Regions from separate parts of the Mus musculus genome. Here region 2 is linked to region 1. A link is a loop called in an ENCODE intact Hi-C map of the cell type or tissue named here. Cell type or tissue: left cerebral cortex. All regions are shown on one strand. Links, peaks and the distances in the headings refer to the core of each region. The heading gives the core; the rest is flanking DNA. Region 1 has its middle 14 kb from the start of Gm32379. Region 2 overlaps Gm32224 (a long non-coding RNA gene).

The links. Peaks named below come from ENCODE experiments on the same cell type or tissue, not always from the same donor. Only the 100,000 strongest peaks of a DNase experiment are listed, where the experiment ranks them.
Region 2: a loop joins it to region 1, with 2.4 times the contacts of the local background. A loop is called at or near these places in 2 of 42 quality-filtered maps.

The regions. Positions count from the first base shown.
Region 1 is chr14:25,224,233-25,227,046 of GRCm38, reverse strand. No RefSeq gene overlaps it. Among named protein-coding and RNA genes, the nearest start is that of Gm32379, 14 kb to the right of the region's middle. In left cerebral cortex, for the core only: no CTCF peak of the experiment used is centred there; DNase peaks (open chromatin) are centred at 354, 636 and 1,631; H3K4me3 peaks cover 561 bases; H3K27ac peaks cover 1,707 bases.
Region 2 is chr14:25,146,511-25,149,324 of GRCm38, reverse strand. Gm32224 (a long non-coding RNA gene) reads right to left here. Exons shown (of 5, transcript XR_383270.2): 5 at 1,265-1,520. Among named protein-coding and RNA genes, the nearest start is that of 4930572O13Rik, 4.7 kb to the right of the region's middle. In left cerebral cortex, for the core only: no CTCF peak of the experiment used is centred there; a DNase peak (open chromatin) is centred at 1,391; H3K27ac peaks cover 285 bases.

The DNA of each region.
Region 1 (2,814 bases), core at 158-2,657:
ACTCTTGTTTGGATAATTCGCGGAGTCCTCAGGAGGTTCTTAGAGGATTCTAAATACACTGGCCATCCAATCTCCCTATCACAGGAGCTTATGTCTCAGAGTCCCCTGGGTCCCAAGTGCCATAGATGCCAGGCTTGGCATGATCCACACTGCTGGGGTGCCACCAACAGGCTGCCGGAAACCCCATTTCTTTTCTCTTCCCAACAAAGCCAGATGGCAGGCAGTGTGACTCCATCTCCGGCAAAGTCCAGGGGACTTTGTCCCCTCCCTGCTTGGAAGGCTGTGCCCCCCTCCTGATGCACTTCCTGTGGCCCACAGCCCAGCCTCTCTGTGAGTGAGATCCGCCCTTCCCCCTCCCGCGCAAGCCCAGAGCGAGTCAGCCCATCTGGTTCTATTTCACTTCGTGTTACTCATCAGGATGTGTTTGCCAGGAGTTATTTGATGTTCAGGAAGAATTCTGAAGCTTTTGAAAAGAGGTAAATAAAATCCTTTATCCCCCAAAGAGTCGTGAAATTGTGTTTTGCTCAGGAGGTGGCAGGCAGCCATGTGAGGTCTGGAGGCCCCTGCCTAGCCAGGCACAGGGGCTGGAGTTTCAGGATTTGTTCTTCTGTCAGTCAGTCTGCATCTCCACTCCTCCAAGCCCTTCCTGATGCTCTCTGGGGATGCCCGAATTTGGGAACAGATGAGGGCTGCCTGTGGGGACAGCCCAGCCTGTCTCTTGCTCTTCAGCCAAGAAAGCTTTTAGGGAGCTCGCTCCTTCTGGTCCTCAGCCCTGTCACTCCACAGCCGTGCATATGAGCTCCAGGGGAGGGACCAGAGGGAGCCGTGTTCCCTGCCACAGAACAACCTGTGAGGGTGACTGACAGAGGGCCTGGGTTGGGGGAGCTCACCCCATCTGCTAGGGTCTGGATATCACAAAGCAAGGGAGCTGACATTCCTCCAAGCTCTTGTGAATGGCAACAGACATCATAGATGCTAGGAGACCCAGAAGGGCAGGCTCTGCCCCTGAGACTGTCCTACAGAGGAAGGTCCCACCCCCTTTAGCATCCATTTCTCCCAGAGTCCATGCAGCCTCCTATTTCTGCCCAGAGAAGTTTCAGTGCAATGTTGAAGTTATCCCTGACAAGGGCTGGATCCTCAGGTCTCCTTAATCCAAGGTGGACCCCTCTCTACCTTTCTGGGGGCCCTTAACCGTCCTGTTGAGAAGAGACCAATATTTGTATGATTGGTTGCTGCTTGGTCAGAATCTGAGGGTTTACTTCCACCCAAAACATCCCTATTCTATGCAATGCCCCCCACATAAGCAGCCAGGCAGAGGAGTGTGGGCTCACCCCTGTACCTCTTGATCTGTCCTCCCTATTTACAGGGATGCCAGAGGGCTCCTCCACAGCCCGGGGCAGTGTCATCTCAAATCCTACAGTACGTGAGGCTTCCCACCCACTGCATCCCTCGTGACAGCTTACAACCCTGACTATTAAACATTGATCACTCAAATTTAACATCCTATCTTCCCTTTGATATCTTCAACTGCTCTCTGCATAAGACAACAAGCCTCTTTCTGCAGCTCCGTATGAGGGAGACTTCAAAGACTTCTTCCAGGTCCCTCAGCACTGCAGTTCTGGGATTCTGCCAGCGAGACTGTCAGGAGGAAGGTTTAAGGCATCCTCTGCTGGCAGCATCTTTGGGACTCAGGCCTGTGGGGAAAGCTCCATGCATTAAGTCCTGGATTCTGGAGTGATCTGTGCATCATTGGGAAGTCAGTCAATGGCATGATAATTCTTTTCTAGAAGTATCTGTGGATCATGGCAAAGGATTTAATTCAGAGGCAGAGGCATTGGGCTTATATCTTTGAGGAGCCAGGCCTGTGTCCCTGAACTGTCCCCTGTCCAACTCTGGGTCCTCAGGAAAGTTCTGGATTCCTATCTGTTAAATGGATATGATCATTCTTAGCTCTCAGCAAAGTCCTTGAGCAGAGGGTGTGGGTACCTGGCCCATCACAAGATGCCATTCTGCTCTCTCTTGGTCCCACACGGGGTGGGCACATTCCTGGACAAGAAGCGTCAGTGACAGAGTGTGATAGGAAACATTGAACTCCTGAGAGCCAGACACTTGAGAGTCATAGCTGGCAGCCTGATCACCCGTCATTATCATCCTGTCCCTCACACGATCGGCAGGGGGCTTGTACTTTATTGTACCTATGTTAATTAGCATAGCTACCGTCTATGAAACACATCCCATGGGTCAAGGCCGAACAAAGTGATTGACCAGTGTCACCTCACATCAGCTCTAGGAGTACCTCAAAGGTAGCCTTCCTCATGGGACCTATTTCTGCATGAGCGTCTTCCTGGATAACAGACTCTACCTCGTGTTAATGGCCGTGTGGGGCTTGAAGTCAGGTCAGTGGGGCTGAAGTTCCAGCTCTTGTCTCTGTTTTCTAACTGTAGTGACATACTCCCAAAGGCACATGGTGTGTGTCTCAGTGCCCTTGGGGTTTGCAGTGGAAGATGTCATGGTACGGAGAGATGGAACAGAGAGTGAAAAAGACCTGTCTGTTCAATTTTGCACACCGTTTCTTTTTTGAGTAGCCATCTCAAAAAAACTGTTAACATTGTAAAACACCAGTTACAAGGTCATGGCTCCAGATTCCTTAGACTTCAAGAATAGACTGTGATGTTCCTGATCTCTAGAACTCTGTGGCCTCTAGCCCTCTGAGCTGCTGGGGTTGCTAGGAAAGGGACTGCTATCCCTTTGTGGGGTGTCCCCCCTGGGAGATGCTACTTGCAATGGATGATCTCTGAGTTTGGGGGAGCACTA
Region 2 (2,814 bases), core at 157-2,656, 78 kb after region 1:
CATTTCCTCTTATAGGCTAGGGGGAAGGCAGTCAGCTACCAAGGAGCAAAACTTTCTAGGAGATTGCTTTCTGTTTGACAAGCTCCTCTCTACCCTTAAAATGGCAATGTAACATAGTTGCTCAGATGTCCCTATACTCCAAGCCAATACTTGGCTTCCACACCACCACTGTCCCCTGTTCTTGTTCCAGATGTTGTCCCCTTCCTGCAAAGGGTGCTTCATGGTTGAAATCTGCTACCAACAATAGATTAAGTGCTCCCAAGCCTAAACCAGGGCCTGGCATACAAGGGATGCCCTGCCACTGCTTTCTCACTTTCTCTGGGGAACTTTATTTCTTTGCAGGGATTCCTTCCTTCCCACACGTGACCCTATTGCCAGGGAGATGATGATGATGACGATGACGACAATGATGATGACTGTCTTGATTCTAGATTCATCAATTCTACCTTCAGCACTGGGTGGAGGATGGGAGGCCTGTAGGTCAAGGAGATTGGTAGGATGAGTGGATTGAGTGGATTGCTAGAGGAGCAGCGAGGAGAGTAGCCAACAAGAATGAACAGATCATGAGATCATGGGCTTTAGCTTCTTGTTTCTGTCAAGGTGCTCTAGGCTCTGTGTAAAAGAGGCTTCTGGTCCTGCCACCACACATGTGACTAGAGCCAGGTCATCATTAGAGAACCATGAGTGTACTCCCAGAATAAGCCATGGTTCCAGCATCTTGTTGTGGTGGCCTGGGGTGGTAGCCTGTCATTCCTCATTACCATTTTCCCTATGACTCCCGTCCTATGTCAGCAATGCACTCATAACACTGTGTAGCCAGAAGGAGGCAAAGGCTGTTGAGTGTGGTGTTTGGTTGTGATGGCTCTTTGTCTTGCAGGTCTGAAGAGAAGGAAGAGGGAATACCAGGATCAAATTTCTTAGACTGATCACTGAACCAGCCCCAGTCCTTTGGGCCCCACCCTTTTTTCTAACATTGTTAAAGTACCCCAAAGGTCAGAAGCATGCACCACCTTGCAGACCAAACCAACCACACAGGAAGACTGTCCATGTGTTGTTGTAGAAATCTTTCTTTGCCAGCAAAGGTAGAGGCTGGTATCCCAGCCAGTGTCTTCCAGAAGCTTTGAGCTTGTCTGGGATCAGATTTTCTTTTTAAAAAAAAAAAGAGGAGGAGGAGAAGGGAGGAGGAGGAGAAGGAAAAGGAGAAGAAGAAGGGGAAGGGGAAGAGACAAAGGAAGAAGAAGAAGAAGAAAATTTCTTTTACCGTTTTAAATTTATTTTTAAAAAAAAAAGCTGAGGAGATGACTCAGTTGGCAAAGCACTGGTCTCACAGTGAGCGGACCTAAGTTTGGATCTCCAGAAATCATATAAAATTCAGGAATGGTGATATGACTTTGTAATTCCAGAGGTGGTGAGAATTATATATCCCTGTGGAGACAGATGGATGCAAGTGAGGCCAGCTAGTCCAGCTTCTTGGTGAAGTTCCACACTAATGTTTGCTTCAAACAGAAGATACAAGGGACCTGAAATGTAACAAATAACAACTGATGTTGTCCTCTGACCTTCAGGAACCAGAAACACATGCTTGTACACACACACACACACACACATACACACACACACACACACACACGAGAAAGGAATTTAGTATGGCTACAGTTTATTAGATAATGAAGGGAGCCCTAGCCAGTGCTCAGGGTAGTAAAACCATTTACCCATAGACCATCAAAGCAAGGAGCAGGCTTTCTGCATACTGAGCTTTTTCTTCTTTCTTTCTACCCATCTTTCCTTGCCACACACAAGGCTCATAAAGACAGCGTCATTCAGAAACATCAAGTTCTCTTCTTCTAAGTTTCCAGTTAAACATTTGCTTGTAGCTGACAACTATTAATAATGTAAAGGGCCCACTTTTCTGAACAATGATCAAAATTAATCTATCAGCCACTTGGGGATGTTTGCATAAATTTGTCAGTGGCTCTTTAGCAGTCTTTTCCCACTAAGATTTCTTGTGACCCTCACACACCATTAATGAGCAGGAGAGGATTTGGTGATTGTATGGTCTTCCCTATTCGGTATATTTGACAAACAACCACTGGGAATCACTTAGGAGGTAAATAAGGTAATTCCTTCTGGTTTCTGCAAGCTGCCGAAGTTACAGGAGAAGTGCAATTACTTTCAGATCCCTCTACATACAATTTACTAATAAGCCACAGAATGGGGAAACATGTAATTAGTAATTACTCTCGTGTGTGGTGATCCAGGGCTTACCCAGGCAGTCTGTGGCTCTATAATCTACTAGCAAAAAAGAAATGAACTCAGCATTAAGAAACAAGTCTGTTACACGTCCATACATATACACATCTTTTATTCTAAAAATTATATTGCTTAACTTTTTTATTGCTGCACATGCATGTGTGTGTGTGTGTGTGTGTGTGTGTGTGTGTGTGTGTTAGGGTGGGGTATATGTTATGCATACCATGAAATATATATGTAGGGCAGAGAACAACTCAGGAGAATTGGTTTTCTCCTTGCACCATGCTTGTCCTTGGGAGTCAAACTTGGGTCAGGAAAGGCCTTTATCCACTGAGCCAGCTCACTAGTCCTTTTGGGGCAGGGAAGAGGAGAAAGGTGCTGTTATTTATTTAAGAGACTGGATATTGTGAATCTCACAATGACCTTGAGCTCCTTATCATCCTATCTCCAATTTCCTGAGAGCCAAGATTACAAGGGTGGACCACCTGTCTAGTCCCAAGAATGGAACCTAGAGTTCTGTGCACACTAGGCAAGTGCTCTACCCTTTGAGTTGCCACCCCTAGT